6 separate regions of the Mus musculus genome follow, and all the other regions are linked to region 6. A link is a loop called in an ENCODE intact Hi-C map of the cell type or tissue named here. Cell type or tissue: left cerebral cortex. All regions are shown on one strand. Each heading gives the region's core, and the rest is flanking DNA. Links, peaks and the distances in the headings are about the cores only. Region 1 overlaps Scn3a (sodium channel, voltage-gated, type III, alpha). Region 2 holds the start of Scn3a (sodium channel, voltage-gated, type III, alpha). Region 3 overlaps Scn3a (sodium channel, voltage-gated, type III, alpha). Region 4 has its middle 9.2 kb from the start of Scn2a. Region 5 overlaps Scn2a (sodium channel, voltage-gated, type II, alpha). Region 6 holds the start of Gm34739 (a long non-coding RNA gene).

Region 1 (4,988 bases), core at 437-4,436, 70 kb after region 6:
CTGAAATGAGTGGACAAGCATATACAGCATCGCTGCTTCATATTCAAATGTTACAGCTGAAAGTGGAGTGCTTTTTGATTGCCCAGAAGGCAGGGCATGGGGAGCCTTGTTTCTTTTGGGAGACTGTGTGGCCTTGTACAGCGAGACATCTTAGACTACAGGGCACCAGCTGACCGTTATATCCCTAGGTGTCTCTATTATTTAGATTAAAAAGACAAAATAGTCCCAAAGCCAGACAGATCCCATGTTCCCAATTCTCCTCTTTCCACTCGCCTCAGGTCAGGCCAAGCAGACCTTTGTCTTATTCTTTGCCTTGGTAGATATCTCACTAGCTATAAGGATTCCCAACTACTTATTATAAAATAGAGAAGTATGTTATTGTCTCTACAGACATGTGACTGAAGGAATACAGAAAACAAGTCAATTATTATTATTTACTCACAAGTAATTTACTTGGGACTTAAAGTGAAAATTCTCAAAATTCCTGGCCCCCAATCAATCATGACTGACTCTCCTGAAGATTTTTAAATGATCAGTTAATAAGCTACGTGCTTAGATCTACTCCATCAGCAAATAGGCTTGTTTACGTGTGATAAAACCTCAAATGTCTGCCTGTGGTACAGAGCTGCCTCTGTGGGTTTTCTCTTACCACTTCTACATTTGGGACACTTCCTCTTTTTTTCTTTTTTCCTTTCCTTTCCTTTCCTTTCCTTTCCTTTCCTTTCCTTTCCTTTCCTTTCCTTTTTTTCTCTTCTTTTCTTTTGAAAAATGAGCTCCAATCTTTATTGCATAGAGAAAGAAAAACCTTCTACTCTTTTATTGCTAAATGTATTAAAACCAAATCTGTAAGAAGAAAGCTTTGTTCTCATTACTAAGACTAAGCCTGCTTTGCTATTAAGAAAAGACCTGGTCTGTCCCATGGTAAGGAGGAGCCTGCCTCCTCCTTCTGCTCTCTCTGCAGCTTCTTCTTTGTCCCCTTTCCCTCTGCATTCTGCATATTGCCCTCTTGATTTTTCTTTTCTTTTCTTTTTTTTGGGGGGGGGGGGGGATTGGATATTTTCTTCATTTACATTTCAAATGTTTTATCCTTTCCAGGTTGCATGAGAGCTAGGAGTTCCTGTGGACTTTACTGCAGGCTTTGTTGCTGTTGTTTGTTTCATTGTTTTATTTTAATCTCCATTGTTACATCAGCACGAATGAATAAAGGTGCTCGGTGCTAAGGTCTCAATCACAGGAGTATATGAAAACTCATTCTTATCAATTCCTAGAAATCACCTCTTATACTCACATCAACAATCAAGAAGTCCAACCAGCACCAGGCATTGGTGAAATAGGTTTGAAATCCATAGGCCACCCATTTGAGGAGCATTTCCAGGATGAAGATGTAAGTGAAGACTTTGTCAGCATACTCCAGCATGGTTTTGATGGTCTTCCGTTGCTCAATGTATATATCTTCAAAGGCCTGTGAATCAAGAAAACTTTATTTACTTTAATGATCTGCCTTCCCAAAACATTTACAAATATTTCTAGTGTCATATGAGAACCAAGAAACACTTAAAGGAGTATTGGCTTAAATCACTCAAATATTTTTCCATCAGGCAGAAGCTAAAGACCAAAGCTAGCTAGGGAATATTGGCACAGGAATGTTGGCATCTATATTGATTTTATATATGTTGTTATCTTTACTTCTCACCCAAAAGCAGCTACCTCAATCACTGCCAAAAGCATGCTTCCATTCATGGAAGATGAACTAAAGACATCTAGTTCATAAGAGATAGAACTTGCTTCTTCCAACAATATCTTCTGTGATTCCATCACTTATTATTAAAGGATAATTTCATTGTACGTAAAGAAAGCAAGATTCACAGATAATCCATAAATACAGTTATTAAGGCAGATTGGCCGACATTTGGCTGGGATGCTACCAGAGCCAGGGCAATGTGTCTGCAAATGGTAGATCAGCGAGCAAAACATCTGGTGGGCAAACAGCAGATGTGAAATCCCTTCTGTCAGTTTCATGGTTCTGACTTGTTTTGAACACAATTTTACAGAGTTCTCAGCTCTGCATGACACAGATACACCTATTGTTTTGATTTCTAAACTGAGTGGGCACTTGTAGTATCACCAGGGAGTTGGCTACCTCAGCAGAGCTTGGTTCGTGCCAATGCACAATCACTTACCAAAGCACCACTACTGAGGAGAATCATGAACACAATGAACGTCTCAAACCAGTTGTGTTCCACAATGCTATAGCAGGTCTTCCTAAGATTCCACCAGATTTTTCCTTTACCTTCTTCCGTACTTACTTGGCAGAAGGGAAATTTTTTAATGCATCCTAAAAAGGCAATATTAATAAAATAAATTAGGGAAATAGACTTTGATCATTAATATGAAAAAAAATAACATTTTTACTTCTTCCTTACCCCAACTCTAGCTCATTTTATAGGTAGCTGGCTGCTTTCCTGACCAGTTTTGTTTCAACACTCTCCTATATAATGAATCATACTTAAATTTATAGATTTAGAATTTATGGAATTTCCATACATTTGTTTGAGTAAAAAAAAATGGTTTATATTTTTCAATACAGGTTAGAATCACTTTGCCTTGAGGCTACTGAGGAAAATAGAGTCCTATTTCATCACACTGGTTTGGGAGCAAAGCCAGATATTCAAGTTGTTTATGCATATTCCCATGTGACCCTGGGTACTCACTCCCTTCTTTTCAAGCATAGAAAACCCCACTGCCTCCCTAGGTGTCAGCCACTGTCAGTCTTCTCAAGCTAATTTATATTTAGCCTTGCTTCTTTTCTTAGTCACACCTATGACTCATGTTGCAGTCCGTGCCTCTTATTCTGCTCTCTTCTTCTCTGCCTCCTAGACAACTTATGATTTCCAATTTCTGTCCAATCTGTTGCTCTCTCTCAGCTACTACTTGTCGCATCAAACCCCATCGCAACAAATCAATAAATCTTTATTACGAGATGAGCTCGCCACAAGGAGAACCACATGGCAGCGTGCCAACACTCTATAACACAACATCATTTCCAAACAGCTCTGGTCAGAGCACAAATTAGACAAATTTGGAACTAGGAGGAGTGAGTATAATTACTGTAGCTTGTATAAGTCCAGTTACCCGACTCCTGTGCATTTTGAAGGGACTGTCATGTCAATGGTGTGACAGTCCAGAATGATGTGCATTTCAAATGCTATTACAGTCTGGAGGATAAGGACAACCAGAGAAAAACAGAAGAAACAACAAAAACAACATATGCGCTTAGCATACTTTCTCATTGGTCCAGACACAGGCTCGTCTGTAGTCTAATCTGGAATTTTTAAGATCTGAAGCAACTTAAGACATATAGAGTGGATGGAACAGGGCAAACAAAATAAACATGCCCTTGCCATTTTTTTTATATGTGTCTTTTAAATGAGGCTTATTCAGATTCTGTAGGGATGAAGCATTTCAGCAAGTTAATTTCTTTACCTTCAGTAAAGCAAGCTTCTGGCTTAAGGTCCTCCTCAGGTTCAATTTCAGCTTGTTCACCTTCTCGGGGCGGAGCAACGTCAACTGTGCTTCCTTCAGAAGAGCTGGTTGCATTTAATTTCTGGAAACAAAGCCCATGTCAAAGATGTGACTCTCCTCCTTTACTCAAGTGATCAGGAAACACTCTGTCATATGTGTGGGAAAAAATGGCACTAAAAGTGACACCTTTAATTCTACTGGTGGTGATACACAAGAAACATGAGCAAGGTCTACTCTTTAGACAGAAGGACAGGAGTTAGTGTGGATACCTGGAAAGACAGACAACCTTACTTTAGAATCTTCATTTGCACATGAAGGCCATGTGCAAACAACTACGAATGCTACAGCCACATCAAGAAGGGTCTCATAAAGTTCAGGATGCTCTCATCTACTAATTATTTTAATTAAATGCATCAAATCAGATCACAACTTCCACCCCTTCAGATGGAATTTTTCAGAGGGCCAGGAACACCATCAGTTGCTTCTAAGTACTGTCCGTGTTTCTGTAATTTTAGCAAGGCAGGGCTACAGGTTAACATCAATCACACTCATTATGGCTCAGCTTTGAGCTATATTTTTCTCTAGCTTACATAATTTTCTCCTTACTTTACTAGAAGAAAATGATGGATCACCCCCTCTCATTCTTTTTTGAACATCATAAATGAATTCAACCCTTGCAAAGAATTCTAAATGAAATGGAAATTTCTCCATAAATGACATTGTCTGGAATCTTTATTAGGAGCTTATTCCGAGTGCAACGCATGAGCAGGCTGCGAAGTTTTCCTTTAAATAAATCATTGTGACACGGTCCACGGCAAGAATAGCCACCTTAATGTTGCCAGGATAAATATCTGATAAATTTTCTAGGGTCATGTGGGAACATACCACAGATGTGCAGTGTTTTATGGAAACTGAGGCAAAAAACATGACAGGCAGCAAGGCTTAGGGAATGTAAAGCTTTTAGGTGGAAGAACATCTCACAGACAGACCAATGGCTTCAAAGCTCCACTGATTTCAGCAGCCCAGTGTCTGGGTCACACTGTTCTGGCTTTTGGAAAGAGTGAATATACTAATCTAAATGGACCTAAATGCTTCCCTAAACAGAAGTTCTATTCGGAGGAATCTGGCTCGTAATTCCTGACTTATCTTAAATCTCAAGGCCGATATGTTCTTAATATTTTTGAAACGTGAACTAAAATCAAAGAGTAATTTTAGGATAGTGATTGCTTCTTGTGTTTTTATTTTGAGTTAACTATGCCAGACTAAATATTTAATAAAATATAAAAGTAATATGTATTAATATATGTTTAATATATCATCCCTTCTAGTGAATAGATGCTGGAGAGTGGAGCTATTTGATCATTTTGAGTTGATGGGTCTTAGAATTGTCATACAACACAAATTTTTACCTCAAATCCCTTTACGTTGGGAAATGTGGGAAGCTGAAACAGACTTTCTCCTCCCAA
Region 2 (4,988 bases), core at 418-4,417, 150 kb after region 6:
CAAAGAAGGAACTGGCCAAAGACCGCCAAAATGTCTCCACTTCTCTACCCTCATGCCCAGTGAAACACTCATTGTCAAACTGGAGTTAGGAGATCCAGGGATGCCCCTCATAGAGCTGAACTCAGAAATCAACAGCAATAAGTGGAAGGAATTAGAATCTGGCTTTGACTTGACTTCTCAACTACTTCTGTGGTAGCTGCTGTCCTTTTGGAGCCTACAAAGCTCACAAGTGGCAGAACCTGAACCATGTCCCCATTTCCAGCTCAGAGTTAAGCTCTACCTTAAAAAAAAAAATAAAAGTAATGTGTGCCTTACAAATGAATCTCTGCATTTTTTATAAAGAGTGAAATACTCTCATTAGCTTTAGATGGCTTGTAATAGGAACATTTCATTTCTGATGAGTTCAAAGGGCATGTTTTGCAAGGTGGAGTTGTGTGTGCACATCAGCTTTTCCCACTACGACCATATGTGTAGAAGAATAAGCAAGACAAGCAACCAGGAGAAGTGAGCATCCAAGCCAGATGAGCAGCTAAGGAGGCACGGCAACTTTAAAAACACAATCAAACAGGTAGCATCCAGGGTCCAAATATAAATATCCATTCATAAATGCAAACTAGTCCAATCAACCAGCTCTGGCATTTACAAAGCACGAAGTTACTCACTTTCAATCACCTGCAGGCGTGGCGGGTACTGTACAATACATCTGAGCCAATTAGCATTTATTTCTGAAAACCCTTTCCAAGAAAACATTTTTCTTTACATCCTATAGTCAGTCGGAGCTCTGAAATATGTGAGACAAGGGCTTTCTGCTGAGGCAGACACTATTTTGAAATGTTTTAAGGGGGAGTGTATTGCCTCCCGATGTCATTTACTGAGTGAGATTGCTTGGTTTGTTCGCCAACATGATGAGAAAATATACTTCAGGTACCCCAAGGTATTTTTTTGTTTGTTTGTTTGTTTTAAGGCCCTTTGTTTAGTACCGACCAAAGCCTGGGTTGATATCACGGGTCTGTATTTCTTGCAGGACACACTGCTCAGAATAGATTAGATGTAATATTTCCATGCAGATTCTCCTCACAAACACTAATGGCTTCATCTTTGTCCTCACAAGAGACATTACACTACCTATTGCACACACACACACACACACACACACACACACACACACACACACACACACACTCACACACACTCACACACACACACACACTCACACATGAGAGAGAGAGAGAGAGAGAGAGAGAGAGAGAGAGAGAGAGAGAGAGAGAGCTTTGTAATCTTAAAAACTTGTCTTTCCACTACTGCCTGTAGGTCTTCTGCTAATGTAGCAGTGTGATCACTGAATGGAACATTATGAGTGTGGTGTAAAACATTTCAGTGACAGGCACAGACTCTACACAATGTAAATTATTCTCATTTGGTCTCAAGTGAGTTTTCCTGGTGATTGGTAGTAATAGTACTGATAATAAAAACCAACCATGAAATGTTCCAGGAAGGAAAGAAACCTACCCAGCTCTCAAGCTTCTGGCTGTTAAAAGGTAACAAAACAGGAGGGTATGGGACATACAGGAATTCATGGATCATTTCACTTTTACCAAATCAAATGTATTTTAATGTTACTCTGGGTGGTCTCTTTCCCTCTATGCTGATAAATTTCTAAGAAAAATAAGAATGTCTAAATAGCCAAACACCCTTATATATTGATATCACTGTCTGTATATGGCTTCTCCAGAGCTTCTAAGTAAATAAAATTAAATTGAATTTAAAAAAAAAATAAAGCACAGAAAAGGTAGCTCCAATCTCACTGAGCATTTAATGATTTAAAGATGCCGAATAGGCGGTGTCGTCCTGAAATCTAGTGGGTTGACATTAAGTCTAACAAAACAGATGTTCTCTCTATACAATGAACCCCAAACATCTGTTTCTTTCACAGACACACACTCCTTAATTCCTAGTCTGTATTGTAAGTCACCATTTCCAGACAGAGGCTGTTTCCTTTGAAAGATAAAGGAATAATAGTAAGCAGTTTACAAATCAAATGATACCTTTAGTTCTTATAATTTACATCTAAACATTAGGCTTTTAAAAATGGCAGCACGGGGAGGATTTTAAAATGAGAAGATGATCTGGTGGCTAGATTCTACGGTGCAAATAATTAAATGTTTTGTCAGCTTACCTGATGGAGAGCCTTAGGAATCACAGCTCAACAAAGGACAGCATCCAAGATGGTTAGAATGGAACGTGCCACCCCCAGTAGTTCTTCAGATTTGGGCCACAGGGATTTGCAAATTACATTCAATTTTTTTTTCTTGCTTTCTCTGTGGATATGAAAACAAAGAGACCTTTCCAGAATCCTTTCTGCTTATGCCTCCGCTTCCTGTTCTGAGATTCACTCTATGATACCCAACATATATCAGAAAACGGCCCTGGAAGGAAAAAAAAAAAAAAAAAAGAAAGAAAAAGAAAAAGCTGGCAGCATTCAACGTGTTACTGCCATCTACTGGCAGACACACGCCATTGCGCAAACGACAAAACACTCCTATTATTCTCCATCTCTTCGGAAGGCAGGAGGCAAACCTGTATGGAAACATTATGAATCATGTAAGGGCCCCACGGTGACAGCAGAGAGATGATGGAGGCGGGGGGGGGGGGTGGTGGGGGGTAACCTAGCTACCACACGAGTGTGCACAGTTAACCTTTCACGCCTCTTTATGTATTTACTTTTTAATTTTCTAGTTGTTTGATTAGGAATCACAGGTTTTCATAAAATCTTCTCTAAGTCTGCTCTTCCAAGATGAGGTCCCCCTCCACACAAGGTGAAAAATCTGGTTTCTTAGAAAATAGTACAACATATATGCAGATGTAAACTTTTCATATTTTTTATTTCTTTCTTTTGTTTTGGTTTTGAAGACAACCTCTGATCTGAATACCTTATTTATTTATTTATTTATTTATTTATTTATTTATTTATTTATTATTTTTTAGGTGTGTGTGGCATATATATGTGCTCCTTTAGGGGGTGTGTATGTGCTCATGAAGGGGCAGCGTAGGTGGGGGTTGACCTCAGGGGTCTTCCGTGATCTACCTCTAGCTCAGCCTTTGAGACATTAGGGCAGCAAATGCTTGCGACATTGAAACAGAATCACGTAGTCAAAGGGAAAATGACTTTTGTGAGTTGAGGGGGCTCTTAACAGCAGTTTTTGGTTTTACTTTTCACATTTAGAGAAAAATTATCTCATTAAACATGGAATTAGACTGAAGCAGCAAACTCCCCGCCTCTGTCCCCACTGCTGGGGTAGAATCAGCACCGTAGCAGGCCTGGTCTTGGACGGTGAGGATTTTTTAAAAAAATTCTTATTGATTCTTTGTGAATTTCACATCATTAGCCCCAATCCTACTCATCTCCCCATCCCTTTGTATCAGCCTTCTGCCCCTGCAACATCTCCCAAAAGAAAGAAAGAGAGAGAGAGAGACAGAGAGAGAGAGAGAGAGAGACAGAGAGACAGAGAGACAGAGAGAGAAAGAAAGAAAGAAAGAAAGAAAGAAAAAGAAAGAAAGAAAGAAAGAAAGAAAGAAAGAAAGAAAGAAAGAAAGAAAGAAAGAAAGAAGATCTCTCACCTTGGAAGCTGAGGTGTGTCATTGCAGTGAGTCATTGGTCTGGTTCGAGGCCTCTGGCTTCTGCTACTCCATCAATCCTGGATCCTCACCGGGACTCCGCTCAGATATCCTGTCGTTGCCCTATAAGGTGGCGATCCTGCAGCTTGGATCTGCAGGACCACCCAGTCCTGCTTCAGCTGTTCATAGGTAGGGTAGATGCTCGAGTGGGTCAATTCAAAGCACGGGATCTGGGCCTGGGTGGTAGCTGAGGTGGTCAGCCCACCGGCTCTCCAGGGCCCATACCGTCAAGGCTCGCTGCTCTGGAACCCTTGGGACCAGCTCTCCTATGTTGCCTAGGCTAGGGCTGGAGATTTTAAAGGAGGTCCTAGTGCCTGAAGAGCAGATCATTTCCCAACCAACTACTTCAGATAGCCTTGGCTTACCTTCTTCAAGGTGGATTTCAGCTGTTCCTGCTGTCATACATACACCCCCCCCCCCCAAAAAAAATCTTGTGGTCAAAAGAAGCTTGTTTCTTTGACAGTACATATTGATGCAACACACATACATTTACATGTTGACAATCTATCAGCCTTGAAGACAAGGCTAGACCATAATTGTCTATCAGGAAGAAGTTTACTCATAACGAACACTGGAAATTCGGACATCATTGTTTTAGACGTGTGTTCAAGAAATACTTACTTTATTTTTAAATTATAGTCCCCATTTTGCCTGATGGTAGAAACGAGATGCACTCAAGCCTATCAACATTTGTCTCTGGGGATGATTTCCTTAAGTCCTTTAGTCTGGGATTCACAAGACCAGGGCTCTCCTCTGAGGCAGATACTATTATGAGATGTTTTCAGAGGGAGTTTAGATCCAGATGAACTGGGTCACCCAAGGCTTTTCTGTACAATTTCAAGTTTATGTTAAACCAGTGTATGGTTTCCTGAGGTACCTTCCTGTATCATAGAGGGGTAAGCTCCAGGAAACATGCATATGGAGAAAGCAGAATATGGTCCTGAGCTATTCTGTAAGTAGATGTCCAGACCTGTCTAGAATCCTCCCCCGACTCACAGATGTCACCTGTCCACACTGACCCATGGGCCCGATCACCTGTGTCATGCTTATTAAGACAGCTGCCCACGTTTATGGCCATTGTTTACCCAGTGTGTTTTCAGCTCTGCCGACCAAGTCACAAACCCTCATGACTTGTTCCTGCCCTTGGGAAAGAAGGTAAAACGTGAGTGAACTCTTTCTAGCACTTGTCTGGGCTGACAGAAGATGTTCTCTACCCCAAGTACCCATCTGTTCCCCACCATTTTCAGCACACCTGAGGTCAAGCACTGTGGTTATTAGCCCAGCGAGGCACAATATCTGGCATCTTAGAATGC
Region 3 (4,988 bases), core at 521-4,520, 58 kb after region 6:
ACACTGTGAGCACTCTGCCAATCATTTTTACTGTATTGGTAAATACTATATGCAATGTGGATTCTGAGTCTCTCAGTTTAATTCTTACCAGTGTTTACCATGGACAATCTAGTAGCTGTAAAGAGAATCCGAGAGCTACTTACGTCCCGTGAATCCACAGCTGCATACATAATATCCATCCAGCCTTTGAATGTGGCCTGTATTCAATACATATCAGAATTATTTATGAATATCTCACTCAAACTCATTGCATTTACCTGACATTAATACAACAGTATTTTTATAAGTATCCTTTCATACAATACCATGGCATCTTCTACACAGGTGTTCAAATGAGTTGAATGGTGTGTTACTAAGGACATTCCTACTATGAAGTAACAAAATTTGTATTTAGGATTTAGGATTTTTTTCTTTTCTTCTCTTGGGAGCTATTCTATGATTTTTTTCTATAGTAAAACATAATGGAGACTTGATTAATGAAAATCCCATCTTAACCTTACCTTAAAACCTTCCAATAAGAAGATAGTATTTGTGGTTGAAAGCTATGCTTGTATTCAAACACAACTCATTTTCACTAATAACTGATTAGCAAATATGCTGTCATGATGTTAAAAAATTAAGCATTACACATTTTGAGAAGAATCCCTTGAGATTTGCATATCTGCATACAATATCATCACATTATTTTAGACACTACTATGGAAATTCTCTGGCTAAAAAGTTGTACATTTAATTCATTCATATCATATACAGTTGGTATTTCAATATACACAATTTTTACAGAAAATTAAAAATCAAGACAATGATTAACAATTTAACAAGAAAAATATGGGAAGAAGAAAGAAACCCTGTGAAGACATTAAAAATTGCATTCCTGGAGAAATTAAAAAAAAAAAAACTAAAAAACTGCAATGCCTTCCTAAGAGCCACATAACTAACTTGAGGGGTCATCAACTACCTTCCTACCGTGAAATAAGAATTATTCAGAGTGCACCACTCGAGGGGTCTTAGGTAGCATGCTTTGAAATGTTTTCAGGTTCACACAATAGTCACTTACCACTTGCAGCAATGCCAGGTAGCCAGCCCCAACATTGTCAAAGTTGACTTTCACATTCTTCCATCGGGCTTGCTTGCCAAGAGCCTGACAGTCGCTGAAATTGTTGACTTCACTCATGTCGAACATGCTGCCCGTTGTCATGTTAACACAGTGATAGAACTTTCCAGCAAACAGATTCACACCCATGATACTAAAGATTAACCAGAAGATGAGGCACACCAGTAGCACATTCATGATGGAGGGGATTGCACCAACAAGAGCGTTCACAACCACCTGTGGGAAGACAGGAGAGCAATCCCTTGGTAAAGGGGAAGCCATTGCAGATGTGTATGTATTTGGTGTAAAGATGCATTTGGATAGGGTTAAATGGGTATCGCCGTAGATTTCTAGCCCTAAATGTTTCTTCTAGTGTTTTACATTACATCTTGATAAGGGTAGACAAACAACAGTACAGCTGAGGAGTTAAGCAAGAAAGGAAAGCAAAATACAACAAATATTGAAAGGAAACAAATACAACCTGATATAGCAAGATCTTCAAAAATGTACATGGTGTGTGTGGGGAGGGTGAGGGTGAAAGAGTATAACAGGCAGAGGGAATGGGGGATGGGGGTGGGGGAGCCAAATAAACAAGGCCCTCAAAATCAACAGTATCAGTGCACCTGTGAACTCACAGTAACTCGGGCAGCATGCATAGGGCCTGCCCAGGTCTGCACTAGATGAGGACCTAGACATGAACAAAGTAGATACATTTCCTCATTTCTAGCCCCAAAGCCATCTCCAATCGATAACTACTTGAAAATGAAAATTTTGTTTTCTTCAAGGGAGTCTTACTGGGGGAAGAAACTATCTCAAGGGTAGGCTGCATGTCCAGCAGTGTATGGCCAAGACAAAATAAAATCAGTGTCATCTTTAGAGGCTCCTTGTCTCCCAATGTCATGTCAGGGATTTACTGTCTTTAAGCTTTATTTTTATTTTAATATATGCAATATGCATAATGATAGATATTCTCTCCCTTGCTTTTACTCCACAGGTCATTTGCATCTATATTATGTCTTTCTGTTTAGTTTTTTTATAGGTTTCTCAGTGTATCAATGAGTGGGTCTCTGCATTTATATATGTTTCTTGAGCTTTTTTTCCTATTGTTTGTTTTACCCTATTTCAATGTTTTAGGGTTTTTTTTTTTCTATCTTATTTTATTATTGTCCCTTAGAAGCCTGTTTGTTTTCCAGTGAGAGACAGAAAGGGGGTGGATCCAGATGGGAGGGGAAGTGAGGAGGGACTGGGAGGAGGAGAGGGAGAGGAAACTGTAATCGGGATATAGTATATGAGAAAAATGATCTAGCTTTGATTTAAAAAAAAAAAAACGAAATTAAATAAACCATCACTATGAAGTCACGAAGCACGGCATAGGCTTGGATGATGTCAGCACTGAAAGGAGATTGTTATTTCCAACAGAGTTTTATGAATTTGTTAACATGGGCAATCAAGTAGAATTTTCAGCAGGCAAGGCAAGCACGTCTCTCTGCTCAGTGCTGCAGGAGCAGCTGGAGGATGGTTTCATTTTCCACGCTGCTGAGTAAACTCTGCAGTCAAGGCTGAAGGGGTTTATTGCCCCAAACAAACCACCTCCTAATCTAAAAACCCCATGGCCTTGAAGAAATTCAATATCCGTGTGCATTTTCAAAGCAGATTAAACAAAGCTGTCCTTTGGGCAAAGCAGTTCTGAAGGCGTGGCAGCTGCATTTTATATTGTGAGACAAGACACACTTGCTACCGGAGAGAGCAGAGGAGGACAAGGCTGGAGCTGTGGAAGATGCAAACCTCACTCAGAACGATGCTTAAAAGATCCCTGAAGTGAAGTCAGGCTTGTTAGAAACCTGTAGTTAATTATCCTAGCAACTCGCTTTCATGTGAGGGATGTACCGGTTCTGATGAATTCTGTGATGTACGTTAATTCAAGAATTAAAGCATTCGGAAATCACTTTGCCTTTAAAAATAACCTGATACCTCTTGAGGCCCTCAGATTTATCTATTGAAGGTTTTGATAGGATGAGTGCTGTCAACAGTCATTCCAAAGTACCCGAACAATAAAAATAATAGTACATGGAGGTTGTGTGTCTGTGTGTCTGTGTGTGTGCCTCTGTGTGTGTGTGTGTGTGTGTGTGTAAAACCCTTTCTCAATCCCTGAGTGTGTATTTAAATAAACTGCAGTTTCCAGAAGAAAGGTTTTTTTGCTCTCTCTGACTTTAGCCCTGAATTCTCTAATTTCGTGAAAAGACTACCAAGGCTCTGAGTCACTGGCGGCCCGTGACTCTTGACTTGAGTTTTAGAAAGCATCACGGAATCTTCTTACCCTCATGCCTTCAAAGCGGGATAAGGCTCGGAGCGGCCTCAGAGCTCTCAGGGTCCGTAGGGATTTGATGGCACCAAGTTCTGAATAGCCAAGAGCGTTGGCCACCAGGCTAACCAAAGAAACCTGTAGATGGAAAATAAACCATTAGTCTACTACAAAATAGACTTGTAGAGAGAGGCACAGCATGTACTGGCAATTCTTTGGTGAAAGCCAATAACGTATGAATATAACCCGTCCATATTTTATCTTCTACACAGTTGTACCATCTGGTGCTGCCTGCCTCATCCTGAACTGTCCTTTCTCTACCTGTAAAATGTGATAGTTGATCATAGTTACTAACACTTATGCCATGCCACTGAACTCTTTGCAAAGTATGTGTATGTTTCCCCCCCCCCCCACACACACACAGGTAACAACTCAGGGCTTAATTCAAAAGCCTGACCCCTTATAGACCTTTGCTTAACACTGCCAAATAAAATTTAGACTGCTCTCTGGAATTTTATGATATTAAAGTTGTGAATCCTAGAGATATTTGCCAGGTACCAGAGTTAGTCAGTTGACTAGGTGTTTCATTTCTCCTTCTGCATCATCCAAGCACTTTATTAGCTGGGGTGAAACTGTTCTTAACATACCTTAATGTGTGAGTTAGTGCTCAATCAGTCCAGAAAGTCTAACGGAGTAAGTTACTTGAATATTAAATGTCATCAATAACACAATAATTTATGAAGTTCTTTATTTGTGCCTTGGATTTGCTGCTACAGGGAGATTGGGATGGCTATTTGTGAACTCATACATTTCCAGTTCTGGGATCCTTATGGCAAGGAGACATTAACAAGTGTTTAATTTTCTTTTTCTGAAGTCATCTAAAGATGACTACTTCTTGTTCTTGTTCTTCTTGTTCTCATTCTCCTCTTCCTCTTCTTTCCCTCCTTCCTTCCTTCCTCTCCTCCTCTACCTCCTCCTCCTCCTCTTCCATCTTTTCTTCCTCGTGTACCCTGGCTGTCCTGGAACTCTCTCTGTAGACCAGACTGGCCTCAAACTTACACATCCACCTGCCTCTGCCTTCGAAGTGCTGCCATTAAAGGCGTGAGCCACCCCCACCTGATAATCTGAAGACCTCTTATCCTCCCGACCAAGCCCTTCATTTAAGACTAGGACTTTAAATGGAAGTGGCTGCTCGTGTCTTATGACCATAAAGGATATCAGCTCATACTTTAAAAGGAAAGGAATAGCCTTTCTTCCCATGTGTAGACCCAGTAGCTTCTGGAGCAGAGGAGTTCTTGGCTTTGAAGGCTCGATGCGTGCATCACTGGCGTGCATTCACCCAGATCTGGAATGGCAATACTGCTTGAGAAGCTGCTGGTAAAACTGAGCTTCTAACGGAAGTTAGAGGTCAGAGGACAAAATATCAGAACTGCACTGAGACACGATGAGAGCTGTGAAACATTACTTTTCATCTATCTATCTATCTATCTATCTATCTATCTATCTATCCATCCATCTATCTATCATCTACATATATATGTATATATATAATGTACATATACCAATATATCATATACATACACACATAAATAT
Region 4 (4,988 bases), core at 580-4,579, 200 kb after region 6:
GAGTTGCCTTGGTCACGGTGTCTGTCCACAGTGGTAAAACCTTAACTAAGACAATGAGGTTTGCTAATGTGTCACAGGCAATAAACCATTTCTGTTGAATCTGCTTCAAAAAAAAAAAAAAAGATGGTTCAGTGGCCAGTTGTGGTGACACATGCTTAATAACCCAAGCAATGCAGAGGCCAGGCTTGCTATAGAACAAGATCTTGATTCATACAAAGGAAAAAGAAAGGTGAAGAGAAGAAGAAATAGAGGGAAGGGAGGAGGTAGAAGTTACTAAAGAGTCTTTGAAATACAAGACACTTATGAAACATGGCCAAAATTGTTCAATCTTCCTTTTACCAAGGTTTCATGCTGTCTTCGGAATCTACCTGTATCCTGGCAACAATGTGTGTCCATAGCAGCCATATTAAATATGGGAATGAGACTTAAATTCATCTCTAGTCTTCATTTTGAAAAATCTTTATTTTTTTAAAGACCATGGAGTTACTAGGGTTTCTTTTTTTAACACAGAAATTAAAATAATTACATAGGAAGCAAATTACAATTAGAATAAATTTAACTCATAATTAATTATGTATGACACTGAATGCCATAGAATGCAAGCCATTAGACTATCAAATTTCTTGGCAAGAAAAGCAATATGCAAAGTCATGCTTAAATACACTGTCAAGGTTTACTTTCTTAAACATCAAGGTTTTTAAAAAAAAGATTTAGACAAGGGCTTGGGAGATGGTTCAGCCATCAAAGACTCACAACCAAGTCATCAAGATTTAGACAAGATAAAAGGCAAGAAAGGAAAGGGAAATGTTTATGTAGTAACCTACAATGTGTTGTTGTGCTTCACCCAAACTGCAAGCTGTTTAGTCCAGTGGCAGATTCGTCAAACAAAAGTGGGGAAGGAGTCTATGGCTCAAACGCACTGGGTGATTCTATGGGTTCTTGTTTTTCTTTTTAGGGAGGCTTTGGTCTCTTTCTTCCTAGTGACTCTGGAAGCTTACTAGTTTTGTCATTTGTCATCCCTGCTCATGTTGTGAAATAAGTCCTGTTTAGCTATTTGGTCGTGTTGTCTTCTCATCTACTCCAAGGTGTCTTGCTTCCCCTCTGGGAGCCTATGCGGAGCATATTAATGTGGATAAGCTCAGGTAGTTGACGAGACAGGAACAGTTAGAAAGGTTTGCTTCCATGTCTTCGGGTTCACACGACAAATTTACCGGAGGGGCGAAGTCAGAAAAGGAGAGCCCGGGAGCTATTTCTAGGGTGAAGGTGTCGCTCTGATCCTTTGCCTCTGCCCACGGTGTTAATAATACTTTGTTCAGCACCCACACTCATGCTTTCAACCCAGCTGGGGACTCTTCAGATTTGCAGCTTGCCTCTTGCTTTCACAGAGATTGAGTCAATGGAGGAGGTGCAGCAATGGCGGAATTAAATCAACAGTGATAACTCAGTGTGACAGAGCCTTACGTCCGTGCCACGGTGGTGGGGTGCTGTGGGTGGCCGGGAGACAAGCCAGAGGCCAGAGGAGTTCTGTAGACATTGCTATCAGGCTCTTGCTGGCGATAATTTCAACACAGTCTCACGGTAGTTGATCATTTCAGAAAGATCTTCACAAGTATACTTTCATGGATGGAACCTCACAGCAACCTCGTGCATTTAGGTGAGAGAGAGGATAAGTAATACTGTGTGCTATGGGACTTGGCTTTTAGGTGGTTGGGAGAAATCTTCAGATCCTCAGTGTTCAACATCAGTGGCTTGGAAGATGGATGGTGTTGGGAGAAAGAAAAGAACACTGCTTCCACTTGGCATAGTACTTTAAAGTGGGGGGGGGGGCGTAGAGGGAAGGAGAGAGAGAGAGAGAGAGAGAGAGAGAGAGAGAGAGAGAGAGAGAGAGGGAGATACATAATTGTAATTGAGTAGTCACCAATCTTTCAGCTAAAGGAACATCATGGAGATGAAGTAGAAGTCTCTCAGCAAAGAACAAAACAAAACAAACAAAAAACAAACTACAACAAGAAAAAAAAAAAAAAAACCAAACAAACAAAACCAAGAATCTTACCACAAAGTACATTCCTAAGCCAGAATCCTTGGACAGAAATGAGTCACACAGTGATTTTTTTGTTTGCTTGGTTTTTGTTTTTCGAGACAGGGTTTCTCTGTGTAGCCCTGGCTGTCCTGGAACTCACTTTGTAGACCAAGCTGGGCTTGAACTCAGAAATCCACCTGCCTCTGCCCCCCCCCCCCCCCCGAGTGCTGGGATTAAAGGCGTGCACCACCACACCCAGCTTTTTTTTTTTTTTTTTTTTTTTTTTGGAAAGACAACTATAATTAGTTCTTTGATTAGAAAAAAAATATTCAGAGTAATGAGATGGCTATGAAGTTAGGGGGCACTGGCTACTCTTTCAAGGACCCAGGTTTGACTCCCAGCACCCAAATGTTGGCTTTCAGACCCAGGGGATCTGATACTATCTTCTGACCTCCACAGGTACCAGGCAAGTATATGGTGCACAAGTGTAAAGAAAACACTCACTAAGATAAGGTAAGGTAAGACGAGACGAGACGAGACGAGACGAGATGAGACGAGACGAGAAGAGATGAGATGAGTGGAGTTGCTAGTGACTGGCAATTATTTTTCTTTTTCTGTTTCAAAATGAGTTGCTCGAGAACCCATTCCATCATCCTACCCAAAGTGCAGTTTCAAACCTGCCAATTGTAAATATTTTTTTCTCTCTCTCAAAAAAAAAGCCACTCTGGAGGAAAGTGAGTGGGATTTGTACTCACATAGAAGAAGTCTTTAGACTATGCTTTAAGCTATATTTAAAAAGTGTGCATAACTATTAGCTCATTAGATATGATGTCCAAATTCAGTGTTGGCTTGAATTAAATATGATGTTCTTTACACGTAAGAAGCTGTTATCAGATGGAATTTAGAAAGAGAAGCTGTCAGAGCTGAGGAGCAGGAGGCCTGGGCACATGGAGGGAAACCTGAGCTTTGTTGCTTTCATCTCAACTGCCATTCTGTTTGTCCCAATGGCAGCACTCCCACTCACGTATTTTAAGCTCTCCGTGCTGGTACGCTGTTCTAAACTTACAGGGTTGGATGACTCCTAACTAACAAGTGTTAAAAATACTGATTGTAGCTTGGGATTTTTTTTAATATGTGGGTGAAGAATTTTCCTTCTTCCCAAAGTTCAATTGAAGAGGGATTTTTTAATGTTTATTTTCAAACACACAGATTTAGGAACCATGAGATCAGTTCTCTGAAGTTATATGAACTCACCCTGTCTCCCCTTTGGAACCTGTGGACACAAATATATGCCAGGTCCCACTTCACTAGGCATATTCTGATCACCCTTGAGGAGATGCTCAGAGCCTGAGATCTCTCCATCCTTTTCAGGACAGGCGAGCTATGTGGACCTCTCTCTTTACAATTGGGGCAACTTGATGGACAAATGTTTCCAATGATATGTGCTATAGAATGTTAGTCCCTAGAGATGGTCCAAAGGGGAAAAATGGGTCCTAAGAGAAGACTCTCTGCTAAAGATTAATCCAACTCATGTTAGTCCTTTAGAAACCTGAAATATATTTAAGGATAATATCTTTTCAGTTTATTATTTGCTTCCTAATGATCTCTTCTTCCCATTGGCAAGGATGTGGGCATGAATGCCACGTAACCGCACATACAAAGTTGAAGACAACACCCGAGGAGGGTAAAAAAACGGAAAGTGGGCACCTTACAACCTTTTGAAGCTGAGCCTATTCTCATTGCCTGTACTCTCCAGGGAAAGATACTATTTCATTCTTTTTGAGCTCAGATGCTTTCCAGTTTTCATTGCTTTGCCATGAGGTTTACACATCTCTCATCATACTCAGAATTCTTAAGTGATTTTTATTATTATTTTTCTCAATCTGATTGATATTTAATACATATACTGGTAGAGATAGCATGTTATGTCAATGCATGCATACAATGCACCAGTGCACAGTAATTAGGTCAGATACTGCTGAGTTCATCACCTCATATTTATTATTTCTTTGTGCTGGGATCATTCAAAATATCTCTTGTGTTATTTCTAAATATAAAGGCAAAGATTATTTATCAATCACAGTTATTTATCCTCCTTCTTGAATGCACGCTCACGTGTTTTGTACTGCAACGCTTCAGACACCTTCACCTGAGGGCTATGAAAATCCATTCGTATCTTAAAAATCAAGATCCTAAGAAATACATGTAGGACAACACTGAGCCTGCCAAGGGATTCTTAGATTCAGATCTACTGACTACAACCCAGGCCCTGATGTGCCATGACCCATGATTTTCCTCACCATTCTCTAGTTCCTGGTCAGTGTTACTCAGTACTTTCTACCAAGCTGGGTCCTTGCTAAGATACAGGGAACCAAAGGGAATGTTGAGGATAACTTGAGCACTTTGAGGTAGGGGAACTGTGCTGGGACCGAGCTCTACATTTTCCTAATGTTGGTTATCATTCAGTCACATGTTCCTATAACCTGCCAAGGAACTGAGAATTGAACTCTCGTCAGGTGTTGGTCAGTGAAATGAAAGGCTTGGAGAACACAGAGTGTCCACTCTACCTCTGGGGAGCTTGGATTCACGTGGCCAACTGCATGCTTCCTAGTTGTACTGTTTTGAAAACTGCACTAAATACTCTGTGTGGAATAGGACAAAAAAAAGTCCCTACAGAGAAGTGCCCATTCTTTCCGCTCAGACATTAGGTGTTTTGGTGGAAATATGTTTGCTTAGAAATCCAGTGGGCAGGTTGCTAGTTCTTTGTCCAGATGTGATACTTCTGTTAAGTTGTGATTTAAGTCAAAGTTCTTCAGAAAGGAACAATCAGTAGGAGACAGAAGGAAGGAGGAGAAGGGGGAAGGAAGGAGGAAGGCATAAAAGTGTTGATAGATGATAGATAATAGGTATACAGTATAGATAGATGATGGATACATGACAAATAGATGGATGATAAGTAGAAGATGGG
Region 5 (4,988 bases), core at 670-4,669, 250 kb after region 6:
TCTTTATCTATTGTCCCTCCAGTATTTTATGAGGGTTTCAAAAAATAATGCCTTACCTTAAAAGTTATTATAAAATCTTCTTCATGAAGAGTGATACAAATGAATATAGTTTAAAATCCAAAGGCAACTGTGTATATATTCTGATACTGATATTGTTACTTGCCACATTTTCAGACAGTGAAACTTGACAACTAATATATTGCTAAAGTACGTATTTATATTAATATATCCCTTATTGTACTAATCAAAATTCTTTTGTAAAGATTTGTTTCGTGTGTGTGTGTGTGTGTGTGTGTGTGAAATGCCAGAAGAGAGCATCGGACACCCTAGACATAGGGTTACGAGAGCTGTGAGGCACCAAGGTTCCTCTGGGAACCAAACTCAGGTCCTTTGGAAGAACAGCCAGTGCTCCTAACTGAAGAGCTGTCTCTCCAGATCACTTCCACCCTGCCATCCTGGTTTTCATCACTTCTATTTCACCAATATGATCTTATAGTTCACCTGTCTCAAGGGAGGATTTTGTGTTGACAAGCATGTGGCTTAGGCAAAGCCAATTAATTGGAAAGATCACTTTGCAGAGTGGTCACTCAGGACCTATGTAGAGTTGGGACCGGTGAGAGATGACAGACAGTATTTTTGTGTTTTGTTGTGAGTGAGTGAGTGAATGAGTGAGTGGGTGATTAAGTGTGTGTGTGTGTGTGTGTGTGTGTGTGTGTGTGTGTGTGTGTGAGAGAGAGAGAGAGAGAGAGAGAGAGAGAGAGAGACAGAGAGAGACAGAGAGAGACAGAGAGAGACAGAGAGAGAGACAGAGAGATACAGAGAGAAAGACAGAGAGACAGAGAGACAGAGAGACAGAGAATGTTGCTGTTGTTTCCTATTACACTTGAGTTTGGGAGGTTGGCAGGCTGGACTTTGTATAGGACCTATCACAATACGTGCCTCTAAAAGGTATCTCTCACTATGGAAGTCAGAGCTAAAGGATACAGTGTAACTGATGACATCAGTTGAGGTCCTGACTCATCCTATAAAGGTAGCTTTAGACAATAAACTACAAGCCAACACATTCTTTTCTTTCCTTTTTTAATTTTCTTTTTTGCTACAGCCAGTTTGAGTCACTTTCTCAGTAAGTAAAATACTATTTATGGCTAGGTTTCCCTTCTTCATTTCAAAATGTATAAGCTCTACTCAAACAAGACCAGGAATACACAGATATGTAACTTTGGGAGATTAACCTGTGTTAGCTACTTCTCTATGAGGTTACAAAATGCCTGCTGTAAGAAGGAGAACAATCCATCATGGTAGGAAGACTTGATGGCAGGAGCTGGAGCTGACAGGACCATGAGGCCACTGGAGACATAGGCAGAAAGCAGAAAAATCTGGCACTCAGTTGGCTTTCTTGGTTTCCTCCATTTAATTCAACGCAGGGCTCTCCTGCCTAAGACAGGACCTCCCTTATCCAGTCTGAATCCTCCTAGGTTTAAGCCTCCCTGAAAACACCCAACAAAAACATGCCAAAGGAAGGTGTGTCTCCTGGTGACTCCAAATCCAGTCAGGTTGACAAGGAGGACAGACTTGCAGCCCTGCCTAATTTGTAACTCATGTGTACTCTAGGTTTAGGTTACATGAGTATTCCTTTTCAGGACTATATAAAGGATACAGATTTTTGTTGTTGTTGTCAGACTGGGTTTGAATTGTGTTTACATAACTTCTGGGAGACTTTTTCTAATCTCTCTGTGACTTTTCTCTTTTCAAATGTAAGTCAGGGAAGTGTTTTGGGGAGAAAGTCACAGGACAGTTCAGACAGGCATCTTAGCCTAGTGGCTGGCACATAGTAGGTCTTCCACTCTTATTATGTTATTAGTTGAAAGTGTGCTGGCTATGGTCCCCGTTTCCTGTCAGAACTACTTTATTCCCCCTGATAGCTTTTCTTTTCTATATGCATTTTTCTCCCCTTTGGGGCATACCTAGTTGAATAGGGCGGTGGTTCTCAACCTGTGGGTCGTGACCCTCGTGGGGATCATGTACCAGATATTCTTCATGTCACCACACCATGAGGAACTTCATGAAAGAGTCACAGAGTAAGAAAGGTTGAGAATCACCTGTATACGGTGTGTATTCCAGCGTGTGTGTGTGTGTGTGTGTGTGTGTGTGTGTGTGTGTGTGTAAAATTGTATATGAATGCCTGTATGTAGAGGCCAGCGACTGGTGCCGGGTATCCCCTCGACTGCTCTCTGCTGTAATTGTTAATCAGGGTCTCTCAGTTGAAGCTGGAGGTAACTCCTTTGACTAAACTTGGCTTACCCGATTCACTGTCTCTGCTTTTGTAGCCCTGGCATTGCAGGTGGACTGGACTGTCTGCCTGCTCTTTTTATGTGGAGGGTGTGCATTCAAACTGAAGTCCTCATTTATGTGAGGCAAGTGCTTTATCCAGGGTTATCTCTCCTGGTTTCCTTTCTATGACCTAGTCGGGGGCGGGGGGGAGCTTTATACATTATCAAATTAAACTTTTATTTATTTATTTATTTTACTGGAGAAAATTAACTTAGTGCATAGTGAAAAGGTTGCCTCTTCGTTAAGTCAACAATAATTTATTGGACCCCAGATATTCTGGAAAGGAGAGTAATGCTAAACTTGACTGTGCAGAGTACGTCCATTATTGTGATTTCATTAACAGAATCAGTAACGCACTGTAGGGATTTAAATCTTTGAACCCTTAGCTATTTGCTTCTTTTTACGTTTGAATTATTTATTTTGATGAAGTGTCTTTTTGGATTAGAAAATAAAACGCTGAACGAAAGCGTTGCCAGTCAGCAGAATGCTTCGCTGCCATCTTCAGCTCGGTGCTCGGGTCCCTGGCGGCTTACAGACCCTCCTCCGGGCTCCACCCAGGAATGCTCAGGGCTGCCGCCGGCTGCGTACTCAGTGTTTTTCTAGGAAGGTGTTTTTCTTCACAGTTCCCAGCCCTCTAGTGGCAGTTATAAAAATGTCACTTTGTAGTCCCCGCAGCACAGGAAATGCCTGTTCTTACTTCAGTTACCAGAATCCTCTTACAGGAAGTTAGGTGTGGTCTTTAAAGGAGAATTTGAAAAAAAAAAAAATTTTTTTTTTTTTAAAGCCTGATGGAATTTTAGCTGCAGTCTTCTTGCTTCCAGCCTATCAACCCAAAACTCTGTAACAGCTTCTTCAGGGGTAATGTGTTCCTGTTCTTAACTATGCTTGCTCTCTGTGAGGCGTCTCCACCTTTGCAGTAGAATCCTTGGGGGAATCTATAGGGGGACCACTTTCATTTTGAAGCTGCTGGCTGCATGTTTAGCATGTCTGTTCCCCTAGAACACCAGGCATGGGGATGGCAGTTTTCTCCCTTGAACGTGCAAGGATTTTCTTGATGCCTGTGCCTACCGCTAGGCATGAGGGCCTCTGGGGATGAGAGAGGAAAATGAGGGATGCTTTGGAGATCCTGTGATGCTGACAGGGCAATCTGACAGCTGGTGCCTGAAAGGTGCTGGTCAACTTTAAAAATAAAAATTAATGAAAACTATGCAGCAGCAGCTTATGTTGTTCAGATGTGCTTGTGTTTTCCCAGGTGTGGACTACAGAAATGAATTAGTCACTTGTTTTACTCTTAGAAGAGGTATCTCATATATTACAGTGGCAACTCATTTCTGTAGTGTAGAGGTTAAAATGGATTTTTTTTTAAGAAAAAAAAAGAAGAAATAGATTAAGTGATTTTAAATGGCATTCTGGGATGATTACAGCACAGAAACTCCTGTAACTGGCCGAGGTCACATTTGCAGTCACAACTGTTATCTACTTTAATACAGTGTGATTTGAACACCAGTTAAAGCCCATTTATATACCATCACAAAGACCCATATTACAGGGACTATGCTTAAAAGAGAAACTGTTAGACTTTTTTCAAGTCCCCATTCTGAAATGGATATTTACACCACTCTGCTAGATTTTATCAAATGAGACTCTGACTTGGAAATATGGTATCTCTCGGTGATGTTTCCTCTGGTACTGCAAATTTGTTAATTTAAGAAGCAATTACACTCGTTGGCAGCAGGTTGCTAAGCCAGGATGCCCAAGCTCCAGACCTCTGATGTGAGTGACTTCCTGCCTGTGCTGGCAGGTGCCTGGTCCCTTCCTGTGCAGTTTGCCAGCAGTTCCAAACGCAGCCCTCAGCCGGGCGACTCCTGCATCGCCTCACCCCGCCTTGCTCGCTACCTGTTTCCACAGATGACATGGTTTTGAATAAACTCTTAAAGGTGCTAAATTGGGCCAAAGGAAAAGTAAAAAGAAAGAAAATGGAGAGAGAGAGAGAGAGAGAGAGAGAGAGAGAGAGAGAGAGAGAGAGAGAGAGAGGCAGAAGCAAGATTACTGCCCTGCTTCTACAATTTTGTGTGATTTTTTTTCCTTCTTTTATTTTGAATGCTATATGTTCAGACAGAATGCAGGGCGAATAAAAATGGCTTCCCAAAATATTCACACAAACGAAACAGCAAGCATACAGAAAGATACACAGTATCTTCCATTTGCAAGCTCCGAACAGGGTGTTTTCCCCCAAAGTAGCATGATCACTTCAAACATTTCAGGAGTGGGAGAATAGATTACCTCATACACACCTACTGGATGTGAGAGAAAGATCTTCATGCAGGCAAATGAATGCATGCATGAGGGCTCACAGCGCTGGAAGCAGCTGCCTTTGGGAAGTGCTCTAGCTGTTTTGCTTTGCATACTTGATGCTCAGTGTCCTGTGATTGCCACCCCTCACGTGTTATCTTAATGGTCATTGCTTTTTCCCCTCCTGTTTCTGTAGCACTTTCTTATGCGAGGAGCTAAACAGTGATTAAAGAAGCAGGATGAAAAGATGGCACAATCAGTGCTGGTACCGCCAGGACCTGACAGCTTCCGCTTCTTTACCAGGGAATCCCTTGCTGCTATTGAACAACGCATTGCAGAAGAGAAAGCTAAGAGACCCAAACAGG
Region 6 (4,988 bases), core at 372-4,371:
ATAGCCTTCAGCACAGCATTGGTGTCTTAATACTCCCCGTGTAAGTCCCATTCTCTCCTGTCTTCCTAATCGACTCTTTGTTCAAACTTCTATGATAGCTTCCCCTTGAACTCTCACTCTGGCATCTCCACGGGCTAAGGTTCTAGGCATTAAACCTACATTTAGTTGATGTTGCCTTAGCTATGAACATGAATGTTTATTCATATGAGTGACAAGCCTATGCTAGCATCTTATAGAATATAAAATGCTATACATCTAAAACTAAATGTGTCCTTTTTCTGTACATCTTGTCCTCTTGGGTATTTAACACACTGAGACATCAGGTGCCCATTTTCCCTGGCAGGCACTTGAGCAATCATAGCTCTCCTTGGGTGCTTTTCTGCTGTGTTCCTGATACCCCATTAATCACTGTACGGAGCTGATTTTCTTCTTGCCTTAAGTCTCTCTGCACCTTTCTACTGCTATGACCTTCAGGCTAAAACACACAGTCCCTTATTTGAGCTATTGCGGCTGCTTCTTCATCATGATCTGAAGAACATCTTTCGCCTACAGTCTGTTTCCCACCTGAGAGCTGGTGTGCCAGCTTAATAGCATGATGACCATTGGTGATTGAGAGATCGAGCTATAACATGATTTGTGATTGGTTGCTGTTCCCCAATCTGCCTCTGTTCTTGAGTGAGAGTGAGCTTCTTACATTAAGGGGATCCAAATCTCCCCAAAGTTCTTCTACAGTGCCTTCCAGTACCCAAAACACAACATCTTGGAAATCTCCCCTGCACTTCCCAGAGTCATCTCTATGCACATTATGGCCTGTGAATACTGACAGGCAATGCTGGACTGAAATGAAATTCAAGACTCCACCTATTGGAATTTGATAGCTCTTTTTTGATTTGATAGCCCACAGTGTGCTGCACTCGTAGGTATATATGGTGACTTCACTAACTTACTGTATAATGACCATGAAATATTTTAGATCATGCTGTGTTGTGGAAAAGTTCCTACTGTGTCTTTTAAGCATGGTCCATATGTAACGTCACTGGTTAAACCCTTCTACTATTCTCTCTGCCCCTGGAATATAATTTCTAATCGCATTGGCTGTGAAAGGCAGCTTCAACCTCAGAACCCCTAGAACAGGCAGTTGCCACAGATGCATGATCAATCCACTTCCTTGAAAGTCTACAGTGTTTTTGTGGGGCTAGGGACATTTGCATGTCCTTCTGAAAGGCACTTTGATTAATTTTCACTTGAAAAGAGGGCAGAAGAGGTGGCTCAGAGATCAAAGCACAGTTGCTGCCTTTTCCAGACAGAGGAACTGAATTCAGTTTCCAGCAACCAAATTGGGCAACTCAATAATCATCTATAACTCTAACTCCAGTGAATCTGATGCCCTCCCCAGCCTCCACAGGTAACCCTTAACTAACACACACACACACACACACACACACACACACAGAGAGAGAGAGAGAGAGAGAGAGACCTATGAAAACATAAAATTAGAATCTTTAAACAGGTGAAAGAGGGTGTAATTCCTAAACAGGGGAATGGGAAGGAAAAATTGAGACTCTTACAAAGTGACCACTTCTTCACAGTCCTACAGTCCTCTTCCCTGCCCATTCGGTGGCTTTATGAAAATGTGTGGCTTCTCCCTCCCTACACCAGGGTTAGGAGCAGGCCTTCTCTGTGTCTGATATGCTTTTGCTTTTATACCTGATTACCACCTTGTTCTCTTGCTATGCATAGACTCTCTTCCCTATTAAGGCACACCTAGACATTTAGCTTTTGTTCAGCTTTTTAATTGTCAGATATAAACCTTTTCCTCTCTCTCAACCTACCCACTCTTTCTGTCCACCCATTTTTGACCACTCCCATTCTGTAAATCTTTATTAAGCATCTTTTCCTCAGGAAGCTCCAATAGCTCATATGCTCTGAGTTTCTAAACTGAACTAGATGGCTAATGAATGTAGGGACAGGACAAAAGAAATGAAAAATAATGTTTGGGTAGTAAGTAAAACTGATGAGACTACTCTTAACGACAAACAGTCAGGATGGAAGGAAGTTTGCAGGTAGCAAAAAAACAAAACAAAACAAACAAAAAACCAAAAAAACCCAAACAAACAAACAAAAACCATCTTCTCTTATTCTGAGATTGGAGTGAGCCATTCAAAGACTGATTCATATGCCTAGCATATGAGCTGTCTGGATAACCATTGGTAAATCATTTGTGAAGTGTGATTACAGAACCAGGAGACTACTTAACAGCTCCAAGGCACAGGATAGACTGAAAACAAAACAAAGAACAGAATTTTAAAGATTAGCATATTAGAAAAACTGTATCAGAACAGAAATTTTCTCCTTTCACATTTTGTATGTTATGCAACTTGGAAAAGGAGAGCATTTTTTTTTTTCAAATTCTATTTTGTTCCTGTATCCTGGGAAGAGGTCCATGATGTCCGTAATGTCACGGGAGAAGGGCAGTCGACACAGCTAACATGGAAATGCATGTGCACAAAGTAAGGTTTGATCCTTGCTTGATTTATGACTGTTCTCTAGCTGTCCAATGTGGAACCTTAATTAGCCAATTAAATCTTGCTTCCTTGTCTTTTCTACTTCTAAAAATATTCTTGAGCAGTCTTCAGAGGTGGAGAAAATGCTCCCATCTATTTGTAACAAGACGGGAAACATTATTTAGTAGAAACTCATCTGCACAGAAATTGAGTCAGAGCACAGCCAGATTCCTGGAATCTGCCAGAGATGCCAGAGTTTACTGTCTTCCCTCCATTTCCAATGGGTTTGTAGATAGGATTTTCTGTAGTGTTATTCTCCATCTTTGCACAAGAGGGCAGCAGAAAGGCAGAGAAAACCCCCAGAGAAGCCGATCTGAGGCTCCTAAAGCTTTAATTTTGGGCGTAGTGTTTTCAAAACCATGGTTCAAAAATTAAATCACATTGTATCCTCTTAAAATAACCCCAGTCAGTTCAATTGCCTGTGTCTCTTCAAAAGAAAAATCAGATCTTCTTATAGGTGTGTGTGTTTCAATCCCGAGTTTGTCAGGGCTGTCTGCTCTGCCCAGACTATGTTCCCTGGTTTTCCTGGGGGTGGGGGTGTCACAGTTTGACAAATGAGTATGTTTATTTCCTAGCTCTTTAAAGACAGTTATTCTGAGTATAGTCCAAGTAACGATGCTTCATTTTGATCCATAGAAAGGAATCAGGCTTTTGTTATATACAATTTGAATACAAGATTGATGAAATATAACATTCAGTATTTTGTGGTTATATTTTAGCATGCAATAAAAAAAAACGAGTTAATTTTAATATCGTGAACACAGTGTGTTAAGCTCTGCATGTCTCTGGCTGCAGGCTTCCTGTCCTCACCGGGGCCTTTGTTCTCTCACCCAGAAGTCCCCCAAGCCCCACCCCCATCAGCGCTCAGCTCACTTTTCAGCCCCACCCACTCTTGCCCGAGGAAAATCCCAAGCCACTCTGATCGCAGAGTAGAGGCAGCACCTCCACATAGGCTACCCGGTGCCTGTAGGTTTTTCTGGCCATAAGAGAATCTTGGTCTCTTGTTTACTTCTGTGATGCCCTACAGGCTTCTGTGGAAACTATGCTCTTGATTTTATCTCCAGCACCTAGTACTAGCTACTCAGTAAAGACCCAAATAAAACAGAAAGAATCAGTACTTAGAATCTTTTTCAGCGATTCGGGTAGCAATTAGGCATTAGGAACAGATTTATTTTATTTTATTTTGTTTTATTTTTTTCTAACCTGTGAAGAGGTTAAAGGGTTTGTTTACCCTGCCTGTTTAAGAGTCGGGTGGGAGTTAACTATTTTAGGTTAAAGCAAAAATAATCTCTCAGGGCACTTCATCTCACATCTCAGAGACTTGGTTAAGATGAGTAGACCTTGGGTCTGTGGTTAGTGGGGAGGTGGGGTCAGCAATGGGACTTAATATTGAAGGGAGTTAGAGGCTTAAAACACATAGATTTGCATAGTGTTAAGTGCAGAGGGCATGGACACAACATCTCTGTTGCAGAAACAAACGGAACACAGACCTTGGAGGGATCTTGGCAGAACTCCTCGGTGGAAGCTTTCTGGTTGTTAAGGTGATTCTCTCAAGGGCATCTGCGTTTGCTGGAGGTCATTGCTGCACTCAGCACGGAGGGGAGAGGGGGAGCTGTTTCTAGAGAAGACTCAGCTTGCAGCTAGCCTTCTTAGCATCTTGTTGCTAGGCAACGGCTCCTCTGTGAAAGCTCATCTCTCTCTCTTTAAAGATGGAGTTAGGTCTTGCTGAGGGAAATATAGTTTGGATAAAATTGAACCATATGCAAACACCATTTAGTTCCAGTCCTTAAAACTGCTTTCTCCTACAAGGAAGAGAGATAATTTTTACTGAAAACCCATTACTTAGCAACCACGTACTAACCCCACCCCCACCCCACCCCCTGCCAAGCAATATACTTCTTTTTTAATCCTATTGATTTATTTTTACCTCCCTACCCATATGCCTTTCCAAACGGATTTAATGAGATTCAGGAGGGCATTGTTTGTGATAGTATTTTCCCTAGACTGCTGAATTAATTTCCATTTGAAAAATTACATAGGATCTGCAACTTCCAGCCAGCACATAGTCTTTTGCTTTAAGAGCATGCTATGTTACATAATGAAAAATGCAGTGGGCTGTCAATGTGAAGGAGTAACATGTTAAGAATGTAATTTTAAAAATCGAGTTGTAGACAACATATACTATTTGAATGTAGTTGAAAATCTAGAAAGTACTGCTAGACCTTAAAATTTCAACAGTGAATACAGACTAGTTATTGATTTCAGAGCTACAGATTATCCTTAGGCTCTGAGAGTGTGGGGTATTAACATTTTACCATTTTAAAGTGTTGGCCAGTTCACAGCCAAATTTGCAATTTGCCTTGATTTTCTTGTCACCGACTTTTTCAGAAGCCAATGACCAAATGCTTTCTGTTTTTTTTTTCT

The links. A loop is a pair of places that touch in the nucleus more often than their neighbours do. Peaks named below come from ENCODE experiments on the same cell type or tissue, not always from the same donor. Only the 100,000 strongest peaks of a DNase experiment are listed, where the experiment ranks them.
Region 1: a loop joins it to region 6, with 2.1 times the contacts of the local background. A loop is called at or near these places in 3 of 42 quality-filtered maps.
Region 2: a loop joins it to region 6, with 9 times the contacts of the local background. A loop is called at or near these places in 41 of 42 quality-filtered maps.
Region 3: a loop joins it to region 6, with 11 times the contacts of the local background. A loop is called at or near these places in 3 of 42 quality-filtered maps.
Region 4: it touches region 6 in a loop (2.6-fold over the local background); 2 of 42 quality-filtered maps call a loop at or near these places.
Region 5: it touches region 6 in a loop (4-fold over the local background); 9 of 42 quality-filtered maps call a loop at or near these places.

The regions. Positions count from the first base shown.
Region 1 is chr2:65,480,863-65,485,850 of GRCm38, forward strand. Scn3a (sodium channel, voltage-gated, type III, alpha) reads right to left here. Exons shown (of 27, transcript NM_001355167.1): 18 at 3,484-3,604; 19 at 2,181-2,335; 20 at 1,289-1,462. Among named protein-coding and RNA genes, the nearest start is that of Gm34739, 68 kb to the left of the region's middle. In left cerebral cortex, for the core only: no CTCF peak of the experiment used is centred there; a DNase peak (open chromatin) is centred at 2,828.
Region 2 is chr2:65,565,090-65,570,077 of GRCm38, forward strand. Scn3a (sodium channel, voltage-gated, type III, alpha) reads right to left here and starts at 2,403. Exons shown (of 27, transcript NM_001355167.1): 1 at 2,177-2,403. The region is part of intron 2 of Gm34833 (a long non-coding RNA gene); the gene reads left to right. In left cerebral cortex, for the core only: CTCF peaks have their summits at 669, 872 and 2,503 (motif pointing left); DNase peaks (open chromatin) are centred at 733, 887, 1,442, 2,267 and 1 more place; H3K4me3 peaks cover 1,961 bases; H3K27ac peaks cover 1,184 bases.
Region 3 is chr2:65,468,869-65,473,856 of GRCm38, forward strand. It overlaps Scn3a (sodium channel, voltage-gated, type III, alpha), which reads right to left. Exons shown (of 27, transcript NM_001355167.1): 21 at 3,411-3,533; 22 at 1,058-1,330; 23 at 144-197. Among named protein-coding and RNA genes, the nearest start is that of Gm34739, 56 kb to the left of the region's middle. In left cerebral cortex, for the core only: no CTCF peak of the experiment used is centred there; DNase peaks (open chromatin) are centred at 2,643 and 2,799; H3K4me3 peaks cover 586 bases; H3K27ac peaks cover 579 bases.
Region 4 is chr2:65,609,059-65,614,046 of GRCm38, forward strand. No RefSeq gene overlaps it. Among named protein-coding and RNA genes, the nearest start is that of Scn2a, 9.2 kb to the right of the region's middle. In left cerebral cortex, for the core only: no CTCF peak of the experiment used is centred there; a DNase peak (open chromatin) is centred at 3,012.
Region 5 is chr2:65,665,626-65,670,613 of GRCm38, forward strand. Scn2a (sodium channel, voltage-gated, type II, alpha) reads left to right here. Exons shown (of 27, transcript NM_001346679.2): 2 at 4,820-4,988. The coding sequence starts at 4,871. Among named protein-coding and RNA genes, the nearest start is that of Scn2a, 47 kb to the left of the region's middle. In left cerebral cortex, for the core only: a CTCF peak has its summit at 2,963 (motif pointing left); DNase peaks (open chromatin) are centred at 2,183, 2,961, 3,364 and 4,141; H3K4me3 peaks cover 2,152 bases; H3K27ac peaks cover 1,967 bases.
Region 6 is chr2:65,411,002-65,415,989 of GRCm38, forward strand. It overlaps Gm34739 (a long non-coding RNA gene), which reads right to left and starts at 4,354. Exons shown (of 4, transcript XR_374587.2): 1 at 4,055-4,354. In left cerebral cortex, for the core only: a CTCF peak has its summit at 2,836 (motif pointing right); DNase peaks (open chromatin) are centred at 2,849, 3,494 and 4,210; H3K4me3 peaks cover 1,492 bases; H3K27ac peaks cover 1,496 bases.